Regions from separate parts of the Homo sapiens genome. Here all the other regions are linked to region 1. A link is a loop called in an ENCODE intact Hi-C map of the cell type or tissue named here. Cell type or tissue: PC-9. All regions are shown on one strand.

Region 1 (8,000 bases):
TTTCTTTCTTTTTTTGAGATGGAGTCTCGCACTGTCACCTGGGCTGGAGTGCAGTGGTGCTATCTCGGCTCACTGCAACCTCAGCCTCCCGGGTTCAAGCAATTCTCCTGCCTCAGCCTCCCAAGTAGCTGGGATTATAGGCGCACGCCACCATGCCCAAATAATTTTTTGTATTTTTAGTAGAGATGGGGTTTCATTGTGTTGGCCAGGCTGGTCTCAAACTCCTGACCTCGTGATCTGCCCGCCTCAGCCTCCCAAAGTGCTGGGATTACAGGCAAAAGCCACCGCACCCGGTCTATAATTTTAATTTTATTTTTCACACCAAAATTTTATCTATAGGGACAAAATGTTTTCTGGCAATAATCTCATGCAAAAAAAAATTTCCATTTGAATTTCATATGAAAGGTGTTACATGAGATAGTAGACAGTACTACCAGTTATGGTTTCACTAACACAGAAAGGATAAACCTCGTGTGAAATATTTTCTGGAGGCAAACTCTGTCTCAGAAATGTTTCTGCCATGCACGCTGGAAATGGGGCCCGGGTGCTTTGGCTCCTGTGCTGTAGTTTCTACCCCAGATACGACCTGAAGAATCTGGATGTGCTTCTAGCAGATGCTGCCAATGGGCCTCCCCTTTCCAACATCAGATGTGTCAAAGTAAAGTGTTGGCACCGGCTAAGCCTCCAAGAATGTTTGAACAAATCTAACACATACCTGCAGCACTGCAGGTCCTTGTCATCAGGTGCAGTGATGGGTTAGGCCTTAGATTCCAGATAGGAGGAGGTAGACTGGCATTTTGTTCTGGAAGGTTTCAAACCCTATGTGTGCTCTTGCCCAGACAGTAGCCTGGGCCTTGGCAACAGGAGGAGAACCTGCAAATGGAAATGCTTTTTAAATGTATTTGTTTTTCTTTTTCTGAAAGAAATTCAGAAGCTGCTCAAACTCCAGTGCAGTCATGGAGCCTCCATTACCTGGGAGGCAGCCTCCAAGCAGCATGCAGCCTTGTCAGAAACTGCACCGCCAAGGGTGAGAATGGCATTAGAAGCAAAGAGGTAAATTCTAAACTGTTACTTTATACAGAAGAGAGTTGGGGAGGCTATCAGAACCTAAAAACAGCACTGAATTTGAATGCTTACAAAAACACCGCCAAAGGGCTAAAAAACCTCCACTTCATTTCAAAAGAAGACTGGAGACAGGTTTCCCCCCCATTTTAGTAAGAAATTAAGATGAAGACAAAAATAATGTTAGGTCGGTCAGATGAAATGTGGCATCAGACTGGGTTTTCCAGAAATGCATGCCACATGAGCCTGCAGGAGCCAGAGTAGCTCTGCAAGAAAATTAACTGACTGTCTGCCTCTGTGCAGAAGATTGGAGAAGGGCCTGACCCAGCGGAAGAAGGAATGATCACGGCCTCAGGACCACACAGTGTCTGCCTCTCTTGGAAAGGCCCACATTTGGCCGCTCCATTCTCCACTGACTGATCTATACTTCCTCAGGAATCAGCTCTGAGAGCCCCCTGGGGATGCTCTGCCAGCTGCAGCTCACCCTTCCCCACACTCAGCCACCCCTCCCCAAGGTCCCTCTGTGGAGGGAAAAAGGCTTTGCCTCTCCTAGAGGGAACATCACCAAGGCAGATGGAATAGCTCATAACAAGGTCCATGTGCAACCCCTCACCTTTGTGTGTGTGAACATAGGGCAGAGGTAGGAGGAGAGGGGAGGGATAAAGGAAGACAAGACTCTCCTTGCCCTAGAACCAGATATTTGCTAAATCTAGACCTGAAGGTAAAATTACTTTGCTCCTATCAGAGGACGTAGTTAGAGGGTGGGAAGAGGGGAGGGCCACCCTTCTTCTCCCCCCACACCCTTGCTTCTCCCATTTCCCTTAATTCTACCGGTTCCCTCTGTGACAACACTCCTGGGTGACAGGCTCTGGATCCCATCCCCACCCCAGAGAATCCCACACCCAGTCTAGGCCAGGTGCCTGTTCTACTCTGGTGCAGGCTGCTTTAGCCACTGTTGGGGAAGGGAAAAGCTGGGCGTGTGGAGAGTGAGGGTTGGGGGCTTGCAAGGGGTCCTGGCAAGTGAGAAGACCAGTGGGCTCAGAGGGAATTAGAATTCCGTGATATATTCCAAGGAAACTCAGGCCTAGGATCTAAATGGAGAATGGAATGCAGCCAGGGGCTGGGAAGTATGAACTGGAATCTTTGCCTTCAATTTGCACATGATAACAATGCCCCTGAGACTAACATCTGGATAACAGAGCACTTGTACACACAGCATCTTGTTTGACTCTTATACCCACCTGGTAACATATAATTATGATCTCAATTTTACAGACCAGGAAAGCTAGCCCTAGGGAAGTGAAATGACTTTCCCCAAAGAAGCAGCAATAAGTGGGCTTTGAGTCTTCTGATCCCAGAGTATGTTGATGATAAAATAACTCATGAACTTTAGCAATTATTTCAGAATTCTCATGCTGCGGAATTAACAAAATAAAAAGAAAATAAAGAATATATAAGAAAAAAAGATGTACCTATGTAAAAGCAACCCCACTTACATCCCCTAGTGTGAACTCCTAATCCTTGGGCCTAAAAATTGTGGAACTCGGTATGATAATGGACATGATGAATTGTGTCTGATTAATAAATTTCTTACAAGTTTTATTTATTATAACCTAAAAAAATCTATACACATGATATTTTCACACGTCATGTTCTTCATGGTATCTGCTTACAATAGTTGCATATTCTCTAAGGGACTGCAGTATTCAATTATTTTATTAGGTTCATAATACTTCACAAGATAAAGCATAAAGCAAATATAAAGAGATGGTTTTTGCTCCAAATTGATGCTGAATTCTAAATAAGGACGATAGTATGTGACAAATTAATATCTTTATAATTTGGCTTGTAAGATACAATTCCCAAAAGTGAGGCTCTTACCACACACAAAAATATGGAGACGGGAGGGAGGAACCCGACTTAATTTAGGTACACTGCCACCAGGTGGAGGCAGAGTGCCACGGACTGTGAAGTCCAAAACAATAGGTGGAGGATTTGTTAAAATTACAGACTGTAGCTCTGGGTTCAAACCCTACAGACTTGTAATCACAAACGTTTCCATTTTTTATGTATTAGAAACATTTACTGGAAAATAAAATTCAAGCTAGCGATATACAAACATTTAAAATAGCTCTTTAGAAGGACTTTACAAACTAAAACTATAGTTATACATCTTTCCCTTCAATCTCTTAAGGTTCTTTTTCTCACAAACACCTTCAAAGAAGGTGACTATTGATCCCTCCTAATGTTGTTTTAGTGTGAAACCCCTAAGATATCTGGAATGGGTTTGGTGAAAACTTCCAAAGCTCCATTTCAAGCTCTGACCTCTTAGTCTCTCCTTCTCTCAGCCAGTATAAGAAATAGCGGTGAAGGGAATTGGAAGGATAGTGGTGGTGAAGGCTATGGAGGGAGACCGACTGTCCCAGTTTACCCAACACTGCCCCAGTGTTAGCACTGAAAGTCCCACACCCAGGGGCACCCCTACTCCCAAGCAGACCAAAAGAAAAATATAGGCTTTCATTTCAGACTTGCTGCTCTAAGACCTTCATCTCTTCCCAATAGAAAAAAGCCAAATACTCCCCTATCTGATGAACCCCTCGAATCTCATGTATAAAAACCCTCCTTCGGTGTGAGTCTTTGCTGTGAGGTTAAGATTGTGCTTTGTATTTTAGGTGGAGGCAGGTATGATGTGTAGTAGATACACAAATGTATAGAGGCTGGTGAAGTTGCAGCGGGGAGCAGGTAGACCAGCTGTTTCAGGTAAACAGACAGGTCCTCAAGGAAGTCCCTCAGTTTATCATGCCAACCTCTTTGGACACCTTGAGGCCTCTGATGAGGCTGCTGGTGGCAGGGAAGCAGGAGAGAATCTGCTCCAGCTGACACAGGATGTGACTCTGGAACAGAGGCTGGAGGCTCCTGGAAGGGATATATTTAGCCCAGCTCTGTTAATAGCTGACCCCTTGGATTGCCTCAGGAATGTAGCAGGCAGAGTTCTTCATGGTGAAATAAGACGTACAGGCTTACAACTTGAAAAGAAAACTCTTCAAGGAATGACCTTACAAAGAATGACTCCACAGGGACCAGATGAAAATGTTAATGTTATTTTGTGCATTGCTTTCCTGAGCACTTTATATCCATTATATTCATTTCCTGTATTCTTTCATGTAATTGGTACAACCATAATTTAGCTTTTCTTCAGGGCAAGAGTTCTTTGTCAAGTTCATGTTCTCGGGCAGAGTCCTAACAAATCCTGCAGGTATACTACACCTGGTACCTGCCGACGCCTATTGAGGAGGAAAGCCACAGGATGTGGTAACATTCTCAAAAACAGAGATCTAGTTAGAATTACCTCCAAATCCTGCAAAGAATGAAACGGAGATGCTGACCATGGGAGCAATGTCCCACTGGGATGGCAGGGAGATCTCACGTGGTGCCTACCAGGGAGGGGGGTGGGGGGCGGAGTTGGGGGCGGGGGGAGCACGGGAGTTCCGAGTGCTGAAGACTGCAATGGGAACAGACAAGGAACAAGGCGACACAATGGCACAAACAATGCTAGAACAAGACATTTATTTATTGAATCTGAAGCAGGAGAACTGAAGACAGCTGAGAAATATGGTTGAGTTCCTAACTCGACAATGAATAAGCAGACTGTAATTTACAATTGCATGGGTGTTAGGCTGCCATGTGTTATGTAAATAGCTGTGGGTCCCTTTAAGAACAGAAATCCAGTGAGGACAAGGCCCTTTTGTGATACAGACTGGCTCTCCTGACTCAGACCTATCTTGTTTTGCAGGGAATAAAAGGAAGCCCACTTGGATAGAGCTGCCAGATAAACTAGAGGACACCCAGTTAAGTTTAAATGTCAGGTAAACAACAAACAAAATATATTTTTAATATAAGTGGGTCCCAAATATTGCATAGGACCTACTTATACTAAACATGTTATGTGTTGTTTATCTGAAATTCAAATTTAACTGGGCATCCTATTTGCCAAATCTGTAACCCTACACCTGGGATCAAAAAGGAAAAGATAATGAGAGGGGAAGGGAAGCATTGCCATTAAGGCAAAGGAACAGGCACTTGGAGCAACATCAGAAATGCCCAAGAATAGAGGAGAAGCTCAAACAGTCAGAGAGCGTAGGGGCATGGAGAAGAAATGCTGGCCTCAGTAGCAAAAGCTCCCAAGAACCCCTCCAAATAGCTTCAAAGTTTTTCAGCTCACCTTGTTCCTGTTTGAGTGAATGGCCAGGTATTGAAAATTATTTTATTGGCCTTGTTGGGGCATATAACATTCTTTTTTAAATAGTAGAAGGCTGGACTTTCAAACTTAACTGGGCATTCCTGGCAAAATTCGTCTGATTAAAGACCCACTCAAATGAAGTCAAAGTGGGCTGGCTGGTGGGCTGGGAGAGGGTAGAGAGGTGGAGTTATAAATCCAGAAGGATGAAGAGAACAGGAGGGGATGTAGAAAGCAGACCCTGATGGAATTCTGGAAGTGGGAGAGCAGATAGGTGGAAAGGAGACCACCACTCTCCAAGGAGAGCCTACCGAGCTGGCAGGGACTTGAGCTCAGAGGGGCCAGGCACCCAGATGAAAGGAGAGTGGCATTTATCTTGAGGTCCTTGTGCTAAAGAGTAGAAACCAGCAGCCCCCACTCCCTTCACCAGTGGCCGACTGTGAGTCCCTTGGTGAGGAGACTAGAGAGTTGTTCTCTGCAGAAACTGGAAGGTAGAGAGGCTTCAGTCTTGGGAACTCCAGGTATAGCAGAGCACAGAAGCAAGTCAGGTGGGCTGAAAACATTAGGAGCGATGGGATTGAACACGGGCAACTTCCTCTGCCCTGAACACACACTGAAGGCTCCAGCCCAGCCCCAGGCAGGGGAGAGGAAGGTTCCTCCCCAGAGAAAGGGAATGGCTGCAGAGAAGGAGCTGGAACTCCAGCTATAGCAGAGCACAGAAGCAAATCGGATGAGCTGAAAGAGTAGGAGCGATGGGATGGAACACAGGCAACTTCCTCTGCCCTGAATACACACTGAGGGCTCCAGCTCCGCCCCAGGCAGGGGAGAGGAAGGTTCCTCCCCAGAGAAAGAAAATGCCCACAGAGAAGGGGCTTCCACATATCGCCCTCACCCCAATACACAAAAATAACTCACAGAGCTTCCAATCAGTTTATTTCTGCCACAATCTTAAATATAAACAAACAACCAAGGATCATCAGCCATTGGAGGGAACTTCCCACCCTCCTCTAGAAGCCCCCCAACCAAAGGACCAAAAGAAGAAAAAAAAGTAAATGAATAGATGAAAGTGTCAGATACAGAGGGTGGACTTTAAAACTTCTACTTAATAACCCCAAACATATGAGACTATATTAGATATTCTTTCTCCCCAAAAAAGAACAGAATATGATTAAAATGAAACAATTAGAGAACAAAGTAATCTTGGCAGCTTTAAGCATGATACCAAAATAAAAATTCAATAGAGGACTTAGAATATAAAGAAGATAGTATCTCTTGCAAAATGGAACAAAAACACGAAGATATGGAAAATCTAACAGAAAATATAAAAGACATAGAGAATTCAGGAAGACCAATTTTCACATAATAGATATTTCAGAAAATGGAGTTGAGAAAACAGAGGGAATGAAAGTATCAAAAATTGATATTGAAAAATTAACAGAACTGAATAATAATAGCTAACGTTTATTGAGTGTTCACCGTGTGTTTTAGAAGTATTAACTAACTTAATCTTCCTGATAATCCTGTGAGGTAGCTCCTATTATAGATAAGGAAACTGAAGTACATTTCATCACCAGAAATACCTTTATTATTTTGTCTCCATGCCCCTCAGTGAAGGAAGCAATGCCATAAGACAATAATGAGGTTGAGTAACTTGTCCAGTGCCTTCCAGCCAGCAGGGCCAGGACCAGGATTCAAAACCAGAGTCCAGCTCAGGAGCTCAAGCTCTGGGACTCACTGTGTCTTAGTCTGGATTTCCTACAAACCAAACCCAAAGACTAAATTTTTCTTGCTAACTCTTCACTGGGGAACGCAATCCCCAAAAAGCAAGAATGATGGAAAGGAGGGAACAAGGCAGGGAAGGAGGGGGAACAAATATAAGAGAGGGTGCTCCCAAGCTGGCCATGGATTTGTAATGAGTAAAGATGTTTGCTTTTCAGTCTCTTAACGATCCAACTGAGAGCAAATAGGAAAATTTATCTGCTGGTTCCCATTTCCAATGGTCGGACTTGCCCCATAAGATTTTATCCTTCCTCCCCTATGCTTCTTGGCTGCTCCATCTGGCTCTTCCAGAAGCCATCAAGGAAGCCAGATCCCACTGCAGCAGCAGCAGCAATGGCAGCCAGCAAGTGTGCATGGGCCAGTGGCACACCCACAAGCTTGCACAGCTGCCTGCAGTGTCTCAGACCCTGCTCAGAAAGCCATCAGGCAAGTGCAGGTGCTGGGTGCACCCACAGTCTCATGCCTTAGTGGGAACAGGGAAGTCCTAGGGAAGGAAGTGAATGACAGTTGCATGAGGTATGACACAGGTCCTGTTGAATCATGCCTTCATGTGAGTGGCACGAAGGATTGGAGCAGCTGCCATGGTGGGCCTGGCCAGCCAAGAAAGCAGTGCTCCACACTGGTGATGACAGAGTCAGAACTCAACAAAGGTCAAAAGTCCCCTCTGCAGCCTTTAAGAGTGTGGTTGGGGCCAAGTGGTTTTCCTGGGGGGCCATCAGTGAATGGCAGCCAGTCCAATCAGGGGGACACATGGTTGGGTACGGCACTCTGCTATGCTGATTCTGCAGAACTGAATGCTGACAATGACTATCTCAATACAGCATTTGCCACTATGTGCCAGGCACTACTCTAAATGCTGCATGTATATTATTTGTTTTAATCCTCATAGCAATGTCATGAGGTTCCTCGGGATTTCCCAGAC
Region 2 (8,000 bases), 320 kb after region 1:
TCAGAGTCCACACCCAGCGAGGCAGCCTCAGGCCCAAGGCCCAGAACCCTCTCCATCCAACTGGTGCTGTGGGTCACATTAGGCGTATCAGCTGGGCCCACCCACCTCAGAGACAGCAGGAAAGCTCAACACCCTCTTGCCGTCTTGTCATCAGCCTGATAAAGAAAGGAACAGAAATCATATCAGGACATTTTTCTTTTTCTCTTTCTTTTTTTTTTTTTTTTTTGAGACAGAGTCTCATTCTGTTGCCCAGGCTACAGGGCAGTGGCATGATCTTGGCTCACTGCAGCCTCCACCTCCCTGGTTCAAGTGATTCTCCTGCCTCAGCTTCCCAAGTAGCTGGGACTACAGGTGTCCACCACCACGCCCGGCTAATTTTTGTATTTTTAGTAGAAACGGGGTTTTGTCATGTTGCCCAGGTTGGTCTCGAACTCCTGACCTCAGGTGATCTGCCAGACTCAGCCTCCCAAAGTGCTGGGATTACCAGGCGTGAGCCACCGCACCCGGCCAAGGACATTTTTCATTTGTCACTGTGGGTAGGGCTGGAGAACGGGTGATCTCACGGCTCACTCTCAATTCCTTCGCCCCCCAAGTAGGGAAGGAAACCAGGGCTGGGGTGGGACACCAGAGGGTCCTCCAGAGAAGGCAGAGGAAGAAAGACAGGGAAAAAAAACTTGGAGCGCATAAATACTCCCCAACCACAGTCAGCCAGGAGGTGCCACCTTACTTCATGCACAGACATCTGTCACTTGAGGCCCAGAGCTTTGAGCTCCCCTACTTGCACACAACATTTTCACATACAGTGAAATGTCCCGCGGCTGTTCTGGACGTTCTAATGAAATGACATCTTAGGAGAAAAATCAGCTTGTTTAGGGAAATTATTGACAACATACAGGCAAATAAATTTCATTCTTTGATAGGTAGGTTGGAACTACTTATAATGAGCATATTGGCTTTTTTTGTATGCAAACAGATGGTCTTGAAAGTAGCTTGAGAGGTACTCAAAACTGATTTGCTCAAGTAAATCAAGCATTCCCTCATAACCTTATTCCTTTTTTTTTTTCTTTTTGAGACAGGATCTCCCTCTGTTGCCTAGACTGGGTCACAGTGGTGCAGTCATGATTCGCTGCTACCTCAAACTCCTGGGCTCAAGCAACCCTCCTGCCACAGCCTCCTGAGTGGCTGAAACTACAGGCACAGGCCACCACATCCACATAACTTTTGTATTCTTTTTTATTTTAGAGATGGGGTTTCACTATGCTGCCCAGGCCTCCTGGCCTCAGGCATCATAACCTTGTGTCTACCACTGGAGAGTTTCCGCAAACCTCTTTCCCCGCTAGCTAATGCCCAGCCTGTGTGTCATTGTTAGCACCATGAACTACTGTGGTTTTACTGAGAAAAGGTTACGGCGAGGTTTTCTAGGGAAGGATCAGCCCTACGTGTTTCTTCTTCCTGCTAGTTCACTGATGTATAATAATATCCAAAAGCTAAAAAGCACATCTCTCTTCCCCTCTCCTTGCTCCTGCGTAACCCTTACCCCTGCTTTCCCATTAGGGCTGGATGCCGCGGGACCTTTGTTTGAGGGAAGTGCCCCCAGCAATCGTCTTTCTCCAGATGATGCCAATTTTGTGGATGCCATTCATACCTTTACCCGGGAGCACATGGGCCTGAGCGTGGGCATCAAACAGCCCATAGGACACTATGACTTCTATCCCAACGGGGGCTCCTTCCAGCCTGGCTGCCACTTCCTAGAGCTCTACAGACATATTGCCCAGCACGGCTTCAATGGTGAGAATGAAGTCATGGGCCGGGAGCACCGGCCTACATTTCAATGGGGCCTCTGGAATTCAGCGGAATCTACCAACATACGGGACTCAGGGAAGAGTTCAGCAAGGATAGGGGCCCAGGGTGTATGGTCACCAAGCCCACCCAGAGAGAAGGAATGCTGGAGTGGGCAAGGGTGCCTGTCCCCCAGCAGGCCACTCCTGGCAACAGGCCAACGCCACGCCCTGAGGATGAACAGAGGGCACCAACAGGAACCTCCACTTCTCACTCCAGCCCCATGTGCCCAGGCAAACCCTCTCCCGGGGTACCAGCTCTTCTGAGAGTTGAGTCCGGATGCCTGTGGTTATTCTTCCTTCTCTGGAAGTTTCCTCGTTCCAGGGACCGCCTCTATTCTGAACCACATGAGGATCCACTTAATAGGTTGTGGCTTCTCGATGAAGGTCTCACTCTTCATCCCACCCCATCAGTTTAATTGAGGAAATTACTCAGACTGTCCCAATGGGAAATTCAGCTTCAAATATGTCCTTGTTATGCCCTTTACCTCAGGGCAGACACGGAATGTGCTGTTATCTGGGTTGTGATCCCACTTCTCTCTCAAGTCCTAAAACCGAAATATTAACATGCACATTGATAATATGCACAGGATTAAAGAACAAAAATGTCAGCAGAAGCAGCACATTCCACGGGCATTCCAAATTTCTTGCTATTATAAAATATCACCCTGATTAAGACATGCCAATCACTCCAAGCCAAGTAGAGCCCTCCACCCCTACAAGCCACCTCACCCTGATCATCCAACACTCAGCTGAGAACACACTCTCTTGTGATGACACCATCCTCGCCTCTCCAATATCAGAGTGACCTTCACACTCCGCATCATCTCATTTTGGCTGGACTCCCAGCCTTCCACCGCCCAGGCCTGAGAGAGCCTTCTGGGAACTTGCCCTTATCATTGCTTACATCCCTCCCACCTCCCCCACTCCAACACCTCCCCTCCAGCCACCAGCAGTTCCCAGCTGACCATCCAGCCCTCATCCCAAACTTCACCCCACCCAACAAAGCTCAGTACAGACCATCAGGATGGTGTATGGGCTTTATTTTCCTGGTAAACACATTTCTGACCAATCATTACCATTTGCTCTTTTGTGCTAAACTTCAAAGTGACGGAACCAAATGTAGGTATTCAGCTTGCCCAAGCTTGGGCTGGTTTTTCTCAGTCGTCTTCACCCCTGTGTTTGAAAGGGTTCCTGGGGTAGTTCTCCCAGCCACAGCTGCACAGGGGCTCACTGGATAACTGCAGATTCACCTTCACTACCTCCTGGGTGGATGAGCTTGGGTGAGTTAGTGGATGTCTTGGAAGCTCAGTTTTCTCGTCGAAAACAGCGGCCTCAAGGAGCTGCAGTGAAGATGCAGGCAGTGGAGGAGCGGAGGGCACGCAGCATACACAGCCTCCTAGTAGGTGCCCAAGGAATGCAGCCGCTAGCGTCCAAGGACTGCAGTGACTAATCTTGGCATTTAGCCTCCAGACAACTGGGGAAATAGCTTTTGGCAAAGTCACCTGTGCTGTCCCTTTACAGCAAGTGTTTCACATATCTTGTGGTGGTTCCTCAACATCCCTTGAGAATTATTTACCACAGATTAGGTTAAAATTTGGAGAGTTAAAAAAAAAAAAAAAAGGTCAAATCCTTAGTAGATCAACCTCATAAGCTTGTTTTGGGGGTGAGGCCTGTCCAGATCTGGTTACTGGGCAATGTCCTTCCAAATCCAATTCTTGTGCTGGTTTCACAGGCCTGTTACCTAAGGGATGCAATGGCTGCTTTGGGACACAAGGTAGACATTGTCGAGAGGCCTCAGCGTTCTCCAGACCATCAGAGTGCCACGGGATTGTCTCGTGTATCTAGTTATATTAAGAGAAGAGGAGTCCCACGCAAGCCTGTTCCAGAAAACCCACCCTCCAGGCATCAGCACCTGGGCATTTTAAATTATCTCATTTGAGATAGAAATATTTCTATAATAAATTACACTAACCTGCTCTCTTAATGAATTTGATCTTTCCTTAGTGACTTGGGTGCCTATTAAAATGCCTACTGTAACACGCTGTCATAAAGGAGTGCTCTCAGGATCCCGGCAGTGCCCGGGATTTTGCCTGACACTACATGACTCAGAGGGTCTACTTCCCTTAGTTTCAGTCAGTTGTCACATCCTGCTCTTGTCAAGGGGTCTGCCTTGACAAGCCCACCCTTGCCTGTTCTGTGTGCTACTGCTAACCTCCTGTGGGATGAGAACCAAGGTGATCCTCTGAGTTGAGGCTGCTTTGGGTTAAGGGGTGATAACGTCCTTCTTGCCCTGTGTTCCAGCCATCACCCAGACCATAAAATGCTCCCACGAGCGATCGGTGCACCTTTTCATCGACTCCTTGCTGCACGCCGGCACGCAGAGCATGGCCTACCCGTGTGGTGACATGAACAGCTTCAGCCAGGGCCTGTGCCTGAGCTGCAAGAAGGGCCGCTGCAACACGCTGGGCTACCACGTCCGCCAGGAGCCGCGGAGCAAGAGCAAGAGGCTCTTCCTCGTAACGCGAGCCCAGTCCCCCTTCAAAGGTGAGTGTGGAGCTGGGGAGCCTTCAGAAGGGCAGGATGCAGTCCCCTGTCCAAAGGGCTCAGAAGTCCCCTTGGCTTCTTTCCTGGAGGTGCTTCAGCTCTGCTGTTGCGGTGTTTCTGAAACTGTGCAGGCTCCAGACAGCAACGTTGACACAGCCTTTCTCCTGTCCCAAGAGTGTGGCCACCTTGCCGCCAAGGGCTAGGAGGAGAAACCTCGACCATTTCTGAAACGATCCTTGGGTTGGCCTCTCTGTCCATTTTCATGCTCCCCTAGAATGTTAGATCTGCAAGGCCACACGCAGTTTACCTGGGCCACCCGGATCTCACTGTACAGGGACGTCAGGCATCTCCAAACACATCCTAGAACCCAGTTCTTTCATCTCTGTTCACGGCCCCCATGAAAAAACTGGATTCTAGACTGCATTTCATTTCTTCTAAGATTTGAATCAGCTGATCTGATAGGACATGATATTCACCCTGAGGCACTCCCAAGACAAGATTCAGCTTCCAGTGTTTCCCAGCCAGATTTTTAACCACAGGGCAGAAAGTGGGCCCAGCAGCTCTCTGGATTGAATGGAAGATTGTAGAAAGGGCTGTGACCACGTCTTAGGCTGAGGCCAGCAGAGAAATACTCCACTGAAACCTAAATCCTCCTGGAGGGAACAAGCCGACATCTGTTGCCATTAACATTTCTGCCTAATCCCTAAAACAGCTCGGGAGTGCTTTAGCATCTCACTGTTTCATCGCACAGCCTCTCCAGTGCTGGGAGAAGAAATCTGATGTGCTGTTTGACTATTACCAGGCAGATATTTGTATCTGGAGAATGTAAACAGGCCGTCACCACCACTTTGCTTTTAGGGAGCATTTTACACAAAACATTCGATGCAGCCATCAGCTCCTTGTGGTTCTCCCAACAGCCAGGCGAGGATGGCAGGGCTGGTTATTATCCCATTCTAAAGAGGAGCAAAGCAAAACTCGCGTGGGGTGCCCACAGCTGTGCAGCTGTAAGGAGACCTGGAACAGGGCCACCTGACTCTCAGTCGTGAGTTCAAACTCCCAGGCAGCTTATTTTTGAGGCACAGGATTTCTCTGTGTATCGGAACTTTTGCTCTCCAGTCAGGTTTCCCTCCCTTGAGTCAAGCAGGTCTAGGAATGACAGAAATTTCTTGTGGGTGCGCACAGCATCTGAAGAGTAGTTGGTGTGAGGGCAGGATCTTTCGGGCCAAAGGGTCCCTCCACTGGCTGTCCCTTAGGGCTGGAGGAGATGGCAGCACGCAGGTGAGGGAATTTGGAAGTCCTCCTGCTTCGGGGAGCTCCTCCGCTGCAGGCTGCCAATTAAAGACTCATTTGGGTGAACCAGCTCCTCTTTTAAATGGCAATGCCGCCTGGAGTGATTAAGCCTCTTAGATAATCACATTTCACTGGATCTATTTTAATCATGGAATGTTCGCATCATGAGGAGCAGTTCAACCCTGCCGTTTTTCAGATGGGGAAACCAAGGCCTAGGCAGGGAAAATTATTTGTCCAGAGACAAAAAGCTCTTGGCAGACCTGGCATTTAGACCTGGGGCCTCCAAAGAGTGAGCAGAGTGATTTTTAAAAACTCCTAAACCTGCCGCTGGTCTGTTTATGGGGATAAGAGGGGTATGGAAGAGAAGGGTGGGGGAATTGCTTTCTCCTTGAAATCACCTGGGAAGAAAAGAGGTCATTTTTCATCTTCCAGGGCTAAACTGGGCACTTCATCTGATTTGGCCCAGCCCTAGGACATCTACTGGGGACTTGGAGATTGGGAAGGGAAGCATCAAGAGAAGGAAGAAGGGGAAACAAGAGCAGTAGGCATGAACCAGGCTGAGCTTCTCCCATTTGCCAACGGCCCCACTGCCCGACCACCATACACTGCTGATGTGAACTCACAAGGATCCCTTTGTTATTAAGGAAGACCAAAGAATTGCATTAGGGCATCATTATCTCACCCACCAGCTACCAAAACCAACGTACTCATCCATCCGTATATTCTTCAAACACAGTCCTACCCTCAGGGGGCTCGGTGGAGACTAACCCACGATGAGTTCCTTGGAGACCACATTTGTGTCTCTTTATTACCGACTACTTATCTTGCTCCTGGGACATCTAGTGAGGAGGAGGTTAAGGGCAGGACTGACTGAAACTGGTCAGGAACCGAAAGCCCCAGGCTGGAGGGAGGTTCCAGTGCCGAGCTGTGGCTTGTACCACACCCTCTCCTTTTCTTTCTTACTTTTTTTTTTTTTTTTTTTTTTTTTTTTTGAGACCAAGTCTCACTCTGTCGCCCAGGCTGGAGTGCAGTGGCGTGATCTTGGCTCACTGCAACCTCCACCTGCAGGGTTCAAGTGATTCTCCTGCCTCAGCCTCCTAAGTAGCTGGGATTACCAGCGTGCACCACCACGCCCAGCTAATTTTTGTATTTTTAGTAGAGACGGGGTTTCGCCACGTTGGCCAGGCTGGTCTCGAACTCCTGACCTCAAGTGATCCACCCGCCTCTGCCTCCCAAAGTGCTGGAATTACAGGTGTGAGCTACTGTGCCCAGCCCATACCCTCTCCTTTTCTGCTCCCCCACAAATTCTCCCCAGTTCTCCTGCAGCCCCTCCAGTGAGCAAAGTCCTCACCCGCTCAACCCAGTTTCACTTGCTAGTGGAAAGTAACGTCTCTGTGGTCACATCAAGCCACCCTGGGCATGGCTGGAAAGTGCACTCATGCGAGACTCGCCTGTTTGAAGCAGCTGCTCATGGGATACTGCTATCTATATAATGTTATGTTATCCAATGTGGTAGCCACAAACCATATGTGGCTATTTAAATCCAAATCTAAGTTACTTTAAATTAAATGGAACCAAAAATTCAGTTTGTCAGTTACACAAGCCACCTTTCAAGTGCTCAAATACGTGGCTGCTGCATCAGAGAACACAGAAATAAAACATTTCCATCGCCGCGGAGAGTTCTACTGGTGATGCTGGGATGAAGATTTTAATCTAGGCCACCACAGCTACACCACTCCCTGCCCATCACAACCGTGATCATAACTGACTTGGGCCCCCAAAGCCTATTCCACCAGCCACCTCCAGCATTTTGATGAATACATATTACACTCTTAAAAGAGCAGACTTGCCCAACCCCGGCCTACAGAGAAACCACAATCCCCATTTTTCAAAAACATCTAATTGTACAATGTATTTTAGTGCAGGGTCTGGTTGGGCAAGATAAACATCGCCTCCTGATTGTAGTTTCACAAAGGATGACTAACTTGGCCTGAATTCCTCTGGCTCCCAAGATATTTCGACAAAACCATCAAAGGATCTATTTTCTACAACTGTACACCAGAACTCGGGTAAACACTGCGAGAGTACAGCAGTAGCAAGAGAGAATTGGGAAACAGTCGCCGAGTGAAACGAGGCAATTTATCGCCCACTTCCATTCTCACTCTCTCACAAGGAACCTTTACCAGTTTGGGAGCCTGTTTTTAAGGGAGGGGGAGGGAAACGGATCTGTACGGAGTAAATCCTGTTTCGCCAGTGCCTCCTCTCATTTCATCCTCAGAGCAGTCAGATGAGGTAACCGGGTGGAGAGGAGGGAAGGGGCCCTCG
Region 3 (8,000 bases), 290 kb after region 1:
TCATTCCGCTGTGTCTGCTCTCTTACTATATCAGAAAAGGGAACAGCCACCAACTTCCTGTGTTGACCCTAGACCAGGACTTCTTGATCACAGCACACTTAACATTTGGGGCTGGATAATTCTTTGTTGTGAGAGGCTGTCCTGTGCATTGAAGGGTGTTGAGCAGTATCCCTGGCCTCTACCCACTAATGCCAGTAGAACTCCCCTTGCCCCCTGTTTTGACAACCAAAACTATCTCCAGGTGTTGCCATGTTTCCAAATGCCCCAAGGTGGGGGAAGGTAACAGCAGAGCAAACTTACCCCTCAGTTGAAAACCACTGCCCTAAATGATGCCTGAGAATGCTGTCCACGTGTTTGAGAAAGCAGTGGTGATTAAGTTAGTTCTGTGAAAGGAGAAACAAAATCAAAAGAGGAACTTGTGCTGATACCAGTGAGTCTGGGACCACGAAACTTGGCCGTGAGAGACAGAATTGTGCAGCACCAGGGAGTTATCTAAAAAGTTCTCTTCTGGGCCACCCTCTGAACTTAACCTTCTGTGTTCTCGCTCCACTCCTTCAGGCTCAGTCAGCTCTGCAAAACCCAATCCACTTTCCAAGGAAACATTTCTGGAAGGCAACACGGAATTAGTTAATGTGATGAGAGGCAGAACAGAGCAGTTAAGATGCAGGCTCTGCACATACCACAACGTGGATGAATCTCACTTAATGTTGGGTGAGAAGAGCCAGGCCCAAAAGAGCATCTATTGTGTGAATCTACTAACTCGAAGTTCAAGAGCAGGCAAAACTAATCTCCGGTGATGGAAGTCTGAACAGTTACATCTGCTGGTGGTGTTGCCTGGAGACACGTTTCAGAGAATAGAAATGTTCTCTGCCTTGATGGTGGTGGTGGTTACGGTGGTTGTAAACATAATAGACACTCACAACACTCACAGAGCTATACACTTACGATTCGTCACCTAAAAAAAAAAAGAAAGAAAAAGAAAAGAAAAGAATGTTGACTCTAGAACCAAATTGTCTAAGTTTCATCCCTGACGATGACTCTGGTTACCTTAGAGCATTTTGTGAAAAGTTAATAAACTACACAGGGTATACAGGAAGTGCACAATAAGTATTTGCATCATTATAATTAACAGAACTACACTTCAGCCAAGCGCAGTGGCTCACGCCTGTAATCCCAGAACTTCAGGAGGCCGAGGCAGGCAGATCACGAGGTCAGGAGATCGAGACCATCCTGGCTAATATGGTGAAACCCTTTCTCTACTAAAAATACAAAAAAAAATTAGCCGAGCGTGGTGGCAGGTGCCTGTAGTCCCAGCTACTCGGGAGGCCAAAGCAGGAGAATGGCGTGAACCCGGGAGGCGGAGCTTGCAGTGAGCCGAGATTGTGCCACTGCACTCCAGCCTGGGTGACACAGAGAGACTCTGTCTCAAAAAAAAAAAAAAGAAAAAAAAGAACTACACTTCTAGCCAGTCAGGCAAAGCCAAGGATTAAGAGAGTTACTCTGAATTTCTCTGCTGCCCCCTCTGCCTCACCTCCCATGCATTGAACACAGAGTGTATATGTAAGTCCTCCCACCCCAACCATCAAGACAGGCACATCTGCCATTTTTCTCTGTCTTCTTCAGTTCCTTCCAGGTTCTCTCTGCCTTGCTTAGGAGCTGCCCCTGTTTGCAGAGCTCTTCATCAATAGACTGAATATTTACAGAATAGCGCAGTTTTGATTAAACAGTTCATTTCACTGGAGACTGGGGTGGTGTATTGTGTCTCCTCCGGAGTTATTCTTGGCATCAGCAGCCCTTGCTCTTAGCATCCGTTTCTTTACATTTTAAGGTGGAGCATAAGAAGAACTGCAGTGAAACAGATCAGATGGGGGGCAGGTGGGATTTCTCTTTACCTTTCCCCCGCTATTTCTTGGTGGATTTATCCCGTTATCTTCGCTGCTATTTGCTCCTTGCTATCTTTTATTCTTCTCTTTTGAAACTGGCCGAGTCAGAAGGAAATAAACAAATGCAAGGGTGCGTAGAAAGAGCATTAGATGGTAGGTCCAGAAACTTGGACTCTACATCCAGCATCTAGTGATGTGATTGATTGATATCTGTTTTAGCTTTTCGGCACCTCAGGTTTTGGGCTGTTTTTTTTTTGTTTTTTTTTTAATCTGTTAATTGAAGTGATTGGTCTAGATTTGTGGTCTTTGAATGTGTGTCAGCCATGGAAACCTTCCTACAAACAGAATCTCAAGCAGCAAATGTTAAAACCTAAAAGCAATTTTGTTTGGGTTGAAACAAGGTGGGCGGGCAGTCAGGAACCCACCCTTTTAACTTCTGTGTCCTCTGCCATCTCCTGTAGCAGCCCCCAAAGTAGTTCCACAAGATCCTTGGCCTTGGGATGCTAGAGCACAACGTCTAAACCATTCGATGTGCCTATTTAGAAACTCATTTCCTGCTCTTAAAGCGCTCAGCCCTCTCCCCTACACATAAAGCCTTGCCTCCATGAAAGCAGGGAGGACTAGCCTTCGAAACCCCAGCACACAGAGGTGAGTGTGAGCACAGCTCAACAGTATACAAGCCCGCTGGAAAGCTGCCCCAGACAGAATTTCCTCAGTTGCATCCTATGGACTATCAGTCCCAGAAACGCTTGGCCAAAAAAGGAAATACGGAGGGCGGGGGCAGCTTGCTTCAAAGTAATTGAGGTTGAGAGCCGCTGTATACCATCTGCCCCTTCTAGAGATTAAATTCACAGTAGCTTCTTCTCTCGGGCCAGCAGGAAGCCTGATTAATGCCGCTTAATACGACACTTCCCATATTTATTTGGCCACAAAACTCCTTTTTCCCCATAACTCCTATTAATATCACAGGAAACAGTTTGAGATCAGAAAAGCCTTCACAAAGGCAATTTTTAAAGACTGAGTTATAAGGCTCAAAATAAATGAGGAATTCTAGAAAAGGAAGGGAGGAGGGAGAAGGACACTGGTTTGGGGTCTGGAGGGCTTTAAGATGAGGGCGAAACAAGGACCACCCATGATTCCAAAGAATATCCGGAACTTGCTTGTTGTCTGTTGGTGCCTTTCTTTCAGCTCATTCCTAGAGGGCGGACAGAGGCAGGAGTTGCTGTGTTGCTGGCCAGTGGCTCCTGACCATAGGAAGGGGACTGTGGGTGTGAGAAGTAAAGCAGAGCAGGCCCCTGCCTCTGTTCTCCCCTTCCCCCTGGTATTGGCTCACCGTGACAAATCTTTCCCTAGGAAGGGCAGAAAATGAATTATCCTGTTAAATCAATTCAGCAGATAACCCACCTCTGTGCAGGCCTTGTGCTGGGACCACACAGATGCATAAGACACGTACAGCTTAGAGCCTAGTCATGAAATGGGAAATAAACAGCCCCATCCTCAAGGTCTGAACAGGGGATTGGGGAGCACAGAGAAGGGCCCCACCCCGACCAGCTGTCAAGAGAACTATCCATACATTCTAATTCCTCCAAGGTTGAGGGCTAAGGTGTAGGAAGAGGAGAGAGGTTCCAAGCAGAAGGAATTGCAGAAGCAAAGGCACAGAGGCATCCGGGACCTGCGAGCAGCTATGGCTGGAGCCGCGTGTCGCAGGATGGAGAGCGTGTGAACAGAGGGGACTGGAAGCGGATCCTCCCAGGAAGCAGTTGCAGGCGGTCATGCTACAGTGAGTTGCTGATAGTAGGAGGGGAAGAAAGAGGAAGGGGGAGTGGAAGATGACTCAGTGGGGGGTGAGCCAGTGCCTGGAAGAGAGGAATGTGTGAGCAGAATGAGGAAGTTAGCAAAAGCTGGTTGAAGGTAGGAGGTGGAAAGACAAGTTCAGCCCTCAACAAGTTAAGCAGGTTATATAAGAAGTCCAGGCATGGATGACGATGATCATAATCATGATGGGGAGGATGACAAAGATGACTAGGAACGCTCTGTCATCTCTCTCTCTCTCTCTCTCTCTCTTTCCTTCCTGGTTGTGTGAGTTTGCAGGGAGACGGGAGGTTGTGAAGAACAATAACCAGAAGAGAGTTTGCGTCTTCATCAGAAAGCACCTGGGGCAGGTAGAGTTGGTGCTAGCTTCTCCATCCATCCCTGACACCCCAGCCCCATTCATCATTCAGCAGAAGACAGGCTGGGCTGGCCCAACTTGGTCCTGTACCCCCACCACCCCAGAACCCCACTGGTCCATAGTGAGGATCCCTTCTCTTTGACTCTCCTCCTTCTCTGTGACTCGCCTAAGCCTGATCCTACACCTTCTCTCCCAGCCACTGCCTCAGCTTCCTCCACCCCCAGCTTGGGACGAGCCACCTCCCTGGCTGGGTAGCATGGGACAAGCCATCTCCCTGCAGAGGCAGAGAACCAGTGACACTACACGCAAACCAAGGCCATGCTGCAAACAGAACACCAAGGCACCCTCGTCTTAGGATGCATTATATTCGGGGTAGATGTTGAATTCTAGTAACACATTCCCTGGGGTGTTTTCAAATCCAGACACACTGGAGCCTTGTTCCAGCCTCACTGTGGGCGAAGGCCCCGGGCTCACCTCCAGCCTCAGGCTGGCTCTGGCTGCTGCCCCTGTTCCATCCTGGCAAGCGGAACTGAACAGGCCCGACTCCACAGCCCCCGGTGCTGCCAGCTGCAAGCTCTGCTGACTCCAACCTCAGGCCCCTGCGTGCCTGCTTCTAAATCCACACGTTCCTGCTCCTTCCTGCCCCTGCTGCCCTCTCAGAATGCCACTTCTTTCTGCCAAGACCTCAGGCATTGCTATGGCCCAGCCCCATCTTTATTGATGTCGGGGCTCTGTCCCCTTGCAGAGCCCATCCCATTGCCACCCACATCTGGGACAGCAAAAGACTTCTCAGTTTCCTCCAGAGTTCAGTTTCTTCCAAAAAGCTCGGCACATCTTAGCTGCCAGTGTGAACTGTGAGCTCCCAGAGATGCCCGTGGCACTTTCCAACATTCGTCACTTTTGACACATCTAAAATATCCTAGCTCCCAGAGCTGCGTGAGCACCAGCCCAGATGGACCGGCTGCTGGGGAAGCATCAGTCTCTCCAGGGCCTCTGTGAAGCCCTGGGGCAGTAGGGGGATGTCTGACAAAGCTTCCTAACTGAGGAGCCCCACTTCCTCTCGCTCTGGGCACCCCTGCCAAATGAGCGGGCACCTCTATGTTCCAGCAGCCCTCGCTGCCCAGCTTCTGAGCTGCAAGCCAGCTTCCTTCCACAGAATTCTCTGCACCTTGGCTTCCGGTGGCTCCAAGCACTTTGCCATCTGCCGAGTCAGTTCTGCCAGAGATGAAGCAGCTGATGTGGGGAGTTCTCTGTGGGGGCCACCTTTCCTCTCTCAGGTCACCTTTACTCTCAGAAGGAAACTGACCCCCTGACCTATTAAATAGCTGAAATCAAGGGCCACTAGGACCCAAGTCGGTGAAGGTGCAACTGAAGGCAAGAAGGTCAGCATCTAGCTAGACAGACACGTAAGCCAAGAAGACAGACGAGGTGAGTGGACCCTTTGACTCCACAGTCAGACAGCAAGAGAGCTACTCCCAGAGTTCTCTGGGGCATGAAGGGGCTGCAGGGGTAGGTGAACAGCATCCAGAGAAATAGTTATCATGGAAAGTGCAAGCAGGAAACAAGCTGGGATTTTTTTTTTATTTAAAATTATTTTTCAGGCCAGGCACAGAGGCTCACGCCTATAATCCCAACACTTTGGGAGCCCGAGGCAGGAGGATCACTTGAGGCCAGGAGTTTGAGACCAGCCTGAGCAACACAGTGAGGCCCTGTGTCTATGATAAATAAATAAATAAATAAATTAGCTAGTGGAGCAGGGCTGGTGGCATGTGCCTGCGATCCCAGCTACTTGAGAAGCTGAGGAGGGAGGATCGCTTGAGCCCAAGAGGTCAAGGCTGCAGTGAGCTACGATCACTACACTCCAGCCCAGGCAACAGAGCCAGAACTTGTCTCTAAAAATACAAAGAAATAAAAGAAAAGAAATTCTTTTAAGGAAGTAAATACTAACATGGCTCAGAAATTAAAAGAATGTAAAATAGAATAGATTTGCAAAATCTCACCCCCATCCCACGATGTCCATATCCATTCCCTCCTCCCCCTTTCCCACCATGGGTAACCACTTATATTCATCTCATCTGTATCGTTCCAACATAACCTTACGCAGCTGAAAGCCAACATGGAGTTATTTACTTATGCCCCCACCCTTCCACAAAAGTATCACACTTTAGATACTGTTCTGCACCTTACTTTGGCAACTCAGCAGTACATTCTAGAAATCTTTTCAAATCAGTACAGAGTGTTTCTTTAGTCAAGCTGCAAAGTATTCCATTGAGGGATATGTCCCCGTTCAGTTATCTAGACACTAGATGGACACTTGGGATGTTTCCAGTATTTTACAATTACAGACAATCCTGCAATGAATGACCTTGCATTAATTTCATTTCGTAAGTGTGCAGATATAGCCACAGGGTAGAGTCCCATGCAGGAAATGCTGAGTAAAGAGAAAATGCATTTGTAACTTTCATAGCTGTTGCCAAATCCCTCTCCATTGGAGTTGCACCATTTTGCATTCCTGCCAGTGTCTCCATCAAGGTGTGTGGTCACACTTTTTAATGTTTACCAATCTGATGGTTGAGACTTGTGTCTCAGTATATATTTACTTTGTATTTTTCATCTTAGGAGTGAGGTTGAGGATCTTTTCATATGTCAAAGGGCCATTCATATTCCTTTTTCTGTGAAACGGCTCCTCATGTCCTTGGTTGGCCCATTTTTTGTTCTGTGGGTTGCTGTCCTTGGTCTCCTTGATTTCTAGGCATTCTATAGATATCGGGGATATTCGCCCTTTGTGTTATGAGTTGCAATTATTTTTTCTCACTTTATTGTTCATTTTTTGCCTCTGCTTATGGTCTTTTTTTAATTTAGTTGGTCATACAGAAGTTTTTTGTTTGCTTTAATGTAGTCTAATTTAACAATCTTTTACAGCTTCTGAATTTTGAATCACAGAGGGAGATTCTTATTCAAAAGGTTATCAAGGAATTAGCCCATATTTTTTTTCTGGTCATTTTATGATTCCTGTTATTTCATTTAAAAATTGGATCCATTTGGAGTTTTTCCTGATGTATGATGAGAGGTATGGACCAAACTTATAACTTTTCATCTTTTTCCAGATCTCCCAATACTATTTTTTAAAGTCCATCTTTACCCCAGCACTTTGAGAAATTAGATTTCCACTGCCCAGAACAACCTGGCCAATTTGAGAAGTCACTTCTATCAAATACTGAATGCAAACATATGCATTTGAGTGTTCTGGGTTTCTATTCTGCTTCTTTATCCAAGCTCCTGTATACACAGCTTGAATTACTGAATCTTTACGGTACGTGTTAGTATGAAATAGGACAAATCTTCCCCCATAGTCCTTTTTAGTTCAGAGCTCCCCTGGCCATTTACTGGCAAGCTGAGCTCTGTCACTGGGGCTCTCCTTGCTCACTGTCATGTTTTATTCTCTTCTCTCCTACAAGGAGGCCAATATATGCCTGCAGGCATCCAACCAGGGAAAGAGGCAAGCACAGCCCACTCCCCAAACAAGGCAGAGGCAGGGGTGCAAGGCCTTCTGGGAGAGTCCCAGTAGGCCATGTCTATGTACCCCTTTGAGGCCGGTGTTCTGGGGAAAGGCCAAATAGGAGACCTATGTCTTCCTGGAGGTTTGGACTTTGCCCTGAAGATTCTCAGCACTGATCTTCTGGTCCATCCAATCTGTTTAAATGAGGGTGATCCCAGATAACCTCAACATAAAGAGTTATCCTGTCTGATATTCTGTCTCCTCATGATCTGTTACTGATCAGGTGCAGAAGAACCCTTCAAGGAGGAAGATGTTACAATAGCAATATCAATGCCTACTTCTACTACCACCAATGCCACCAGGGCCACCTTTATTCATTGAGAACCTGCTATATACCAGGCATTGTGGGAGGTACTTTACACGTTTATCTCATTCACTTACAACCCCA

Evidence for each region. Hi-C counts contacts between places; a loop is a spot of excess contacts. Peaks named below come from ENCODE experiments on the same cell type or tissue, not always from the same donor. Only the 100,000 strongest peaks of a DNase experiment are listed, where the experiment ranks them.
Region 2: a loop joins it to region 1, with 9 times the contacts of the local background. A loop is called at or near these places in 5 of 110 quality-filtered maps.
Region 3: it touches region 1 in a loop (6-fold over the local background); 4 of 110 quality-filtered maps call a loop at or near these places.

Annotation. Positions count from the first base shown.
Region 1 is chr15:58,224,899-58,232,898 of GRCh38, forward strand. LOC124903499 (a long non-coding RNA gene) reads left to right here and starts at 964. Exons shown (of 3, transcript XR_007064653.1): 1 at 964-1,053. In PC-9, CTCF peaks have their summits at 3,029 (motif pointing right) and 3,228; a DNase peak (open chromatin) is centred at 3,013; H3K27ac peaks cover 1,319 bases.
Region 2 is chr15:58,544,188-58,552,187 of GRCh38, forward strand. LIPC (lipase C, hepatic type) reads left to right here. Exons shown (of 9, transcript NM_000236.3): 5 at 1,555-1,788; 6 at 4,143-4,385. Among named protein-coding and RNA genes, the nearest start is that of LIPC-AS1, 49 kb to the left of the region's middle. RefSeq lists an enhancer at 4,323-4,961. In PC-9, no CTCF peak of the experiment used is centred here; DNase peaks (open chromatin) are centred at 2,674, 3,324 and 7,714; H3K4me3 peaks cover 1,254 bases; H3K27ac peaks cover 4,500 bases.
Region 3 is chr15:58,517,984-58,525,983 of GRCh38, forward strand. All of the region lies in intron 1 of LIPC (lipase C, hepatic type), which reads left to right. Among named protein-coding and RNA genes, the nearest start is that of LIPC-AS1, 23 kb to the left of the region's middle. RefSeq lists an enhancer at 3,302-4,501. In PC-9, no CTCF peak of the experiment used is centred here; DNase peaks (open chromatin) are centred at 3,778 and 6,478; H3K4me3 peaks cover 719 bases; H3K27ac peaks cover 4,758 bases.